Regions from separate parts of the Homo sapiens genome. Here region 1 is linked to region 2. Evidence: chromatin loops called from intact Hi-C (ENCODE). Cell type or tissue: dorsolateral prefrontal cortex. All regions are shown on one strand. Links, peaks and the distances in the headings refer to the core of each region. The heading gives the core; the rest is flanking DNA.

Evidence for each region. Peaks named below come from ENCODE experiments on the same cell type or tissue, not always from the same donor. Only the 100,000 strongest peaks of a DNase experiment are listed, where the experiment ranks them.
Region 1: it touches region 2 in a loop (3-fold over the local background); 2 of 110 quality-filtered maps call a loop at or near these places.

The regions. Positions count from the first base shown.
Region 1 is chr4:95,842,735-95,846,862 of GRCh38, forward strand. No RefSeq gene overlaps it. Among named protein-coding and RNA genes, the nearest start is that of PDHA2, 4.7 kb to the left of the region's middle. In dorsolateral prefrontal cortex, for the core only: no CTCF peak of the experiment used is centred there; no DNase peak of the experiment used is centred there.
Region 2 is chr4:95,547,180-95,551,307 of GRCh38, forward strand. It overlaps UNC5C (unc-5 netrin receptor C), which reads right to left and starts at 1,794. Exons shown (of 16, transcript NM_003728.4): 1 at 1,555-1,794. The coding sequence starts at 1,678. UNC5C-AS1 (UNC5C antisense RNA 1) reads left to right here and starts at 1,969. Exons shown (of 5, transcript NR_183914.1): 1 at 1,969-2,052. RefSeq lists an enhancer at 2,236-2,365. In dorsolateral prefrontal cortex, for the core only: CTCF peaks have their summits at 1,939, 2,163 and 2,381; DNase peaks (open chromatin) are centred at 1,132, 1,932 and 2,122; H3K4me3 peaks cover 2,500 bases; H3K27ac peaks cover 2,500 bases.

The sequences.
Region 1 (4,128 bases), core at 745-3,244, 300 kb after region 2:
CAAAGATAAACATTGTTTTGCTTATATGTAAGTGATATTACTAGCTAACATGTTTTGATTAGAACACCGCAGTTGTTCAGAGGTGCTTGGACTGGATTCCTACAATTAAAAACAAAAAAGGATTTTTCATACGACATTCAGAATAATAAGTACATCCTTCTAATGATAAAGAATTCTTTTTATTTTTACATACTGATATTTTCACATATTTGCAAGTGGAAGATAAGCTGCTCAATTAAGGCTATTTTACATATGCAATATACAGAAATAATTTTTAAAGTTTTTCAATAGATTCTTTTGATGACAGCAAAAATTAAGATACAAATAATTGATTAGAAATGAAACCATCCCTAAATCAAGATACATAGATATTGTACTTCACTTCAGGGAAATAATCCAAATTTTGTTGTTAGAGGAATAAAGCATGTTTGTCACAACACAATATATGTTATCAAATTCCATTAAAGAAGGAGGTTTTCAATGTTTTCTATATTAAACAATGTTCAGATTTCTTGCATACATTGAGTAATTATAATCATATCACTGGTTACGCACAATTCTGTAATCATGCAAAACAAAAAAAAGCAACCGAAAAATTCAAACATGTTGTTTTCAATTAGGTCAAGATTTATTGCTTGACTAATGATAGCAATAATTTATCAAGCTGTAAACAAGAGAGGTGTAGAAATCTAGCAATTGGATTCTATTTCTTGTCTATAGTACTGGGTTACTCAATCTGTTTTATCCTCACGTTAAAATACCTACTAAGTTATGATAGTCATAATAAGAATTTCACTGCTGCAGCAAAGCTAGACTATCTGCGAAAAGGAAGAGTTCCTAATTTCTTAATCTTTATGATATGTTATAATGATAAAATATCATGTAGTGTGTGTGGAATGGAATAAGAAAGAAAGGAGCTTAAAGATTTATAAAGGGTATACTAGATTAGAATTACATTTTTTAAAAAAAAAATGGACATGTCTTCCCATCTAGTGTACAAAAACCAGAGCATATGGTTACAAAAATTTAACTTGAAATTTTGTAAGAGCTATGTTTTAAAAATTGAAACATAATTTTATAATTGAAATATAATTTTTACATATGCAATATACAGAAATAATTTTTAAAGTTTCACCCTTCTAAAAGTGCACAAGTCAATGATTTTAGTACATACACAAGACTATGCAATCACCACTGTCTAATTCTAGAATATTTTTATAATTCCCATTTTCAGTCAATCCTATTTCCCCTGGCAACTACTAATCTACTTTTTGTCTCTAGATTTGCCTATTCTGGACATTTCATATAAGCCACACAATATGTTGGTCCTATATGACTGGCTGCTATCCCTTAGCTTAATGTTTTCATGTTTCGTCCATGCTGTAGCATGTATCAGTACTTTAGTCTTTTTATGGCTGAATAACATTTCCATTTTATTTATCCACAAGTTATTGAAGATTTAGAATTTTTTTTCTACTTTTTGACTATTATGAATAAAGTGTTGCTGAGAAAAAATTCAATCACAAAGACAATAACAATTTTCAATGTATTGGCTAATGCAAACAATATCCCTTACGATGCAATCCCTTTTGATTATAAACAAATAATGATGAAGAAAAGTGTTAAAATACTTTAAGCCTGATATTTATCAACTTACATAATCTATTGCTCCAGTTGGATTTAGAATTACAATTTTAGATTTGCATAAAATTTGAGAACAGTATGCAGATGTACCACATGCCCTGCACCCAATTTCCCTTTTATTAACATTTTATATTAGTTTGTGGCAAGGAAAGAGTAAATTCAGCAGGCTTGAGTTACTCAAAGCCTGCACATTTAAGGAAAGACCTCTTTTCACACTCCTGGGAGATAATCTCTGAACACCTTGGAATATTCTACCTGATATGAATGTTTTTGTGAGCCTCAGGCCTTGGGCCATACTATGCCAATATGACCAGATTAGCTTATCTTAATGATGTGTCCCTCTTTTACTCCATTGAGAAGATATACCTGGAAACTTCTGCCTGCTTTCTCTTGAACTTCTCTTCATGTGTCTTTTTCCTTTCCTAATTTTAATTTGTATCCTTTCACTGTAATAAACCATAAGAAAAAACAATCCAGTTTTTTTAATTATACAGAATAAGAAGCTATATATAAAAGAGGAGGTCCAGAGATATTAAGTGGCTAATTCAGGTTCACATAGTAAGTGATAGTGATAGCTATTGTTATCAGTCCATTCTCATGCTGCTATAAGGACATACCCGAGACTGGGTAATTTATAAAGGAAAGTTTAGTTGACTCAGAGTTCAGCATGGCTGAGGAGGCCTTGGGAAACTTAACAATCATGGCGGAAGGGGAAGCAAACACATCCTTCTTCACAAGGTGGCAAGAAAAAGAATGGGAGCAGAGTGAAGGGGGAAGCCCCTTATAAAACCATCAGATCTCCTGAGAACTTACTTACTATCATGAGAATAGCATGGGGGAAGCCACCCCCATGATTCAATTACTTTCCACCAGGTCCATCCCATGACATATGGGGATTATGGGAACTACTACTGAAGATGAGATTTGGGTGGGGACACAGCCAAACCATATCAGCTACTAATCATAGCCACTATTCTATTTTACTAGACTGCTTTTGTGTACAAGACACTATGCTTAGTATTTTGTATACATTGTCCCACTTGATGTTTACAATATCCACATAATATAGGCATTATAATCTACATTTTACGAAAGAGGAAATTGAGGCACAAGTAAGTTGCTTAAGATTTTGCAGTTTACAAATGGAGGATGCAGGATTAAAAGCCAGGCAACAAAATCCATATTTTGAAAATTACTTTTTTGTACTGCTTTGTACAGTAATAACCAACCACAAAATCTGTTCTAAAAAGGTTCATTAATAAATGAATGAATACAATTAAACTAGAACTAAGGGATTTTATCAATTACTATGAACTGAGTCTAGATTGCAGGCCTAGAGTAGAAACACATAGACCAAGATTGGGAGGAAAACAGACACAGGATATAGGAAGTAAGGCAGAGTAAATATAGCCACAAAAGTTGTGATATTCATCCCATTAAGAAATTGGATATATGTCCCTTCCTCTTGAATCTGAGTGAGCTTATGCCACTCTGAACAACAGACACCAGCAGAAATGACACTGAAATGCAGTTTCAGGGCCCAGGATATGAGAAACAGGCAGCTTTTGCTTCATATCTCTTGGGAACATTCTCTCTAGGAGCTGTGATTCTCCACTTTAGAAGTTCAAATACACTGAGAACCTCTTGCTAGCGAGGGCATGAGCAGACACTCTGATCACCAGTCCTGGCTGATCTCTGCCTTGCAGCCAAAGCTACAAAGGCAACAGACTCTCAGTGAGGCTATCCTAGACCTTCCAGACAGCCCATCTACTAGCTGAAAGCTAACGAGGGATGTCTGGCAAAACAGTACAATCGAAACCAAACTCTCCCCAGATTCCCAATGTACAAAATCACAAGGAAAAATAAAAATGGTTGTTTTTAATATTCTAATTTTTGAAGTACTTTGTAGCGATAGATAGCCAGAATAAAAAGGGAGTTTTGACTCAGCAGAAATTAGAATTACATTGCTTATTCAAAGCCAGGGATCTCGGGAGAATAGGTGAAGTTTAGTAAACCAAGTCAGAATCAGAAAGCCCAAAGGATATTCCACTGCATAGGTTCATAATTTAGAAGTACCAAGGGAGAAGAGATGGGAATCCAGTAAAAAGAGGGCAGCCCAGGGAAAAAAATGACAACTGTTAAACATATAATTTTACACCATGTGGGGCTGGTTTCCAGATTAACTAGAATACCTACAACATGCGTTTTGAGGTTTTTAGAGTAAAATGTTGCCAACCATAGGTTTGGAAACACATTGCAGATTATATTTGCAATTTCAGCAACTTAGATTTGGCTGAGTCCAGGCAGAAGTTTTCTGATTAATGAGTATTAGGCCTTAATGGGTCAACTCCAGCACTTGAAATGCCAAGGAAGTGTATGAACACTTCGTTGGATGTGCACAGCTCTTTGTGACTATTCTAGCTAAGTAGTAAAGAGGAATCCAGGTAGCCAAGGGCTCGAGAATATAGAACCTGAGAAGCAAAG
Region 2 (4,128 bases), core at 807-3,306:
GTGTGCATAAGAAAACCAGAGCAGAACCTCAGGGATGGGAGGCATCTGGCGAGAAAGGAAGGAAGGATTTATGAGCAGGGCCACTTAGCAGGGCAGCAGGAAAATTTACTTCCGAAGAAGCTATCGCTAATTCACAAAGCCTTGCTAATCACTTACCTCTCCACCCAGACCGCACTCCTATGCTAGGCGCTCTCCTCCGCTTCCAACACCCCCATCCCCACCCCCAGCGCCTCTCTAAGATCAGAGGGAATGCTGTCCGGAAACCCTAGGGTGTCTGAACATCACCTGGGGAGTTGGGGCTATCGTAAAGCCTCCCTTTACTCTCCAAATTTGGAAGGAAGAGTAACCGAGAGTGAAGGGAGAATCCCTGAATTGCCTCTGAATGCTGCATAAGCTTCCTTCATTCTCTCCTCTTCCAGGAAAAGCTGAGCTGCCTCGCCTGAGCCGGCTATCACCACTGAAGTGGGCTAAGAGACCCAAGTAGGAGCTGGGCTTGGCCAGAAGTTTTGGGGCCCAGGTGACCTGAAAGAGACCCCGGAGGGGACAGCCTTGGCTCTTTCTTCTGCGCTCCCTTCCAGTCAGCTTTCCCGGCTTTGAAGGCTGGGAGCTGCTGCTAACACTTCAAACTAGGCGGACAAGAAGGGAGCCGGGCGATCAGCTCCGGAGCCTCCCCTCCTCCCTTACCCATCCCCAACTCCCGGCCACACTCTTCCCAACCCGGCTTCGCCCAGGGCCCCGGTCACTTATGTTAAAGTTCACAGGCGTTAAATTAAAATGTCAGAGTTATAAACTGGTCGACTACCCCGGGGAGTTTCGGATTTGGTTTGAACAAGCAGCCGGTTCCCCCAGAGCTCCGGGATTTTCATTTCTACATCCCCTGGTGGGAAGCAGGCATGAAGCGGGGTATGTATGAGTGCAGAGGCATGCACATCCCGGGCCTGCCTCCAGCCGGGTACGCGGATTCGGGTGAGCTGTGTATTTCCACAGCACCTGAAGCAGCAGGCGAGGGGGACGGGTGCTTTTGAGTCCTTGACAGTAATGGACACATTTCCTTAGCTGAGCGCCCTTCGGGGTCTAGTGTGCTCAGAGACTCAGTGAAGATCCTGCTACCCCAGTCTTGGCACAGCGCGGGGAGCCTCTGCGCATCATGCGCTTCGGGGTGCATCTACGGTATGTCACACAGCCACCCGCACCGAGAGTCTTTCCAAACCTCCGTGTGTGCAATATGCAACAACGTGCGCGTGCGGAGCTGAAAGGGCACAAGACACTCCAGGCTCCCACACGTATGGAGACGGATCGGCTGCGTGTCCACACCCCGTTCGTCCCTGGTCCATTCGTGCCCATCTCAGAAGATAGATTAAACATAATAATAATAATAATTATTATTATTATAATCAAAGCTTCTTGACTAGTTGGGAAAGTGGAATTTAGAGTGGTTTCCAGTTGAAAGCAACGAGGCAAATTGAGGAAGTCAAGAGAACTGGGGAGGAGGAGAGGAAGGAGGGAAGGAAGAAGCTAAGGGAGGTGGCCGCGGAGCTTGGCGGACCCCCTTACCTTGGGCGGCGGAGCCAGTGCCGCTGGCGCTGAGCAGGGCCAGGGCAGGTAGCACGAGCATTTGCAGCAAGTATCCCAGTCCCAGTCCGCAGCGGGCCGCTGTCGCCCGCAGACCTTTCCTCATCGTAGACAGAGGTGTGCCGGGGGGAGGGGAGGGGGACAGAGAGACGCGCAAACAGCTGAAAGCCCCACTGGGCAGAAGCTGAATCCGTGCACCGCGAAGCAGTCCGAAGAAATAACGACAACCAAGCGCCACACTCCACTTTCTCCAAAGGCAGGGGCCAAAAGGGGGAGGAGAGGAGACGCCGAGGAGGAGTTTGAAGGTCCCTCTTTCCCAATGCCTTCTAACTGACGTCTCCCGCGAGCGACTGCTCTGCCCCCACTTGGGAAGTCCAGGGAGGCGCAAGGCGGCCACCTCCGCCGCTCCCCCCAGCAGCAGGAGCAGCCGCAGCTCCGCCGCACGCCGAAGTCTGGACTGCTCTCCGGGTCCCCTCGCCTGTGAGGAACACACACAGACACCGGGGGTGGGGGTGGGGGTGGGGGTTGAAGTGGGGGGAGTTGGAGGAGGAGGGAACGGAGGGAGGAAGCTTGGGCACCGTCAGGCGCTCTGGTCTCCAATCTCAGTGTTCTCACGCCGGCGGAGAGATGTCCCGGCTGTCGCTGCTGGGTGGCCAAGGAGGTTCACATCCTAGAGTAGGGCGCACGGGTGCGCGAAGGCGCTCGCCAAGGAGGCGTAGAGGGCGCAGCACAACTCCTCTGGGGGGTAACCGGGGGCGGGAGCACGCCCGCCCGCCTTATGTAAGCAAGGATTGCAGGGAGATCAGCGCCCAGGAGACCAGCTGTGGGTTTGCCCGCTGAAGCCGAGGCGAGACAGACCAGGGGACGAAGCGGCTGCGGAGAGTGGCAGCGCGCCTGCCTCCCGCGGTGCGCCAGACCTGGACGCCGGGAGTGCAGCGGGCGCGCCCCGGGCCACTAGGCTGTGTCCAGTGGAGCTCAGCCTGCCGCCTGCCACCTTCTTCGCCGCGCCGGCAAAGCCTCAGCCGAATTCCCTAGGACTGGACTCGGTCTACGACTTCGGGTCTCGCGGTTGACGAAGCCGGTGCGGGCTCGAACTGAAGTCCTTCTTGGTTGGGGAAGAAGGCATGAAGCTTTTGCACTGCCCCAGCCGGCTGCTGTCCTGGGGTTGTCAGCGCCAGTCAGACTGCTTTATGTTCTGAGCGCGTATGACCCCTTTGCAGTGGAACAGAAACTAAAAGCTCGACGGAAACTCATTCTGCAACAGTGCTTTCTTTGCGTGCATGTTGGTGGCTGACAAGGGTGGTGATGCGATACCGAGAGAAACTCTCTTAGAAAAAAAAAATGCAAAGCAAAATTTGTAGATACTCAAAGTGATGGTGGAGCCTATAACATGTTTTTCAAATTTCTAATAGTGTGTGTAAGAACTCGAGCTGCTATGAATTTGTTTACCTTTCTACAGGAAATAATTGTCTACGTAGCTGGGTTGTGAATCCCTGTGGTCATGATGGAGGGATGCAAGATTGGGTGGGTAAAATAAGACTAGACAAAAGGAAAGTGAATTTATTAAAAGGTCAACACACAGACACAGACAACATTTTGGGAAAAAGAAAATCACTTCCCAAGATTAGCATGTCTTTAAACTAATAATACATCAGGGAATTTTATGCTCTTGGTGCCAAGGGGGCCATGTGTAAACACGCATGCACACACACACGCAGGAAACATGAGGTCTAATTTTGGCTGTGGTCATAACTACTCTGTTACCCTGGGTAAGTCAGGTAACCTGTGAATGTCTCAGTTTCTTCATTTGTGAAATATTTTGATAGTTTCAAAGTTCTCTTAAGTTCTAACATTCTATGATTCTGCCTGCACAGCCCCATCTAGGCAATAAGACCTATCTCGGATGAATCAGGGAGATCCGAAAAGGTAGTATTTGCCAAAGACATTGACAAAACTGGCCACTTCTTATTTCTGTGGAGACTCTGTCCACCACACAAAACCCTTCTTCACTCTCTTCATCTTCTCCATACCAAGACATCAAGATATTTGACAACAGGGTGGGTGCTGGCACCAGACTGTCTGCCTTCAGTTCTTAGCATTTCTTATTACTTGACTGATATTGAACATTAAAGCTAGGTGCCTCTCTTCCCTAATTTGTAAGATGGGTCTAGTAACAGGAACTATCTCATAGGGTTATTTGAGGATTATGTAAGTTAAACATATGTAAAATGCCTGACGCCAAAATTGTAAACTGCTGTTCTTACCATTGATGAAAAATTCCCATTAGCCTCATGCTATCTACACCAGTGCTGTTCAGCAGAAATTTCTGCAATGAAGAACATGTTCATATCTGTACTTTCTGAGGTCGTAGTTATGAGATACATGTGGCTACTTGCATGCAATGTGGCTAGTGTGAATTGGAAATTTTTATTTAATTTTAATTTAAATAGTCACATGTGGCCAGCAGCTACCATATTTTATGGTGTATCGAGGCCACTAATAACTTGTCAAGTATTTTGAGAATGACTTCACAAGGGATTATTATTATACTTTATA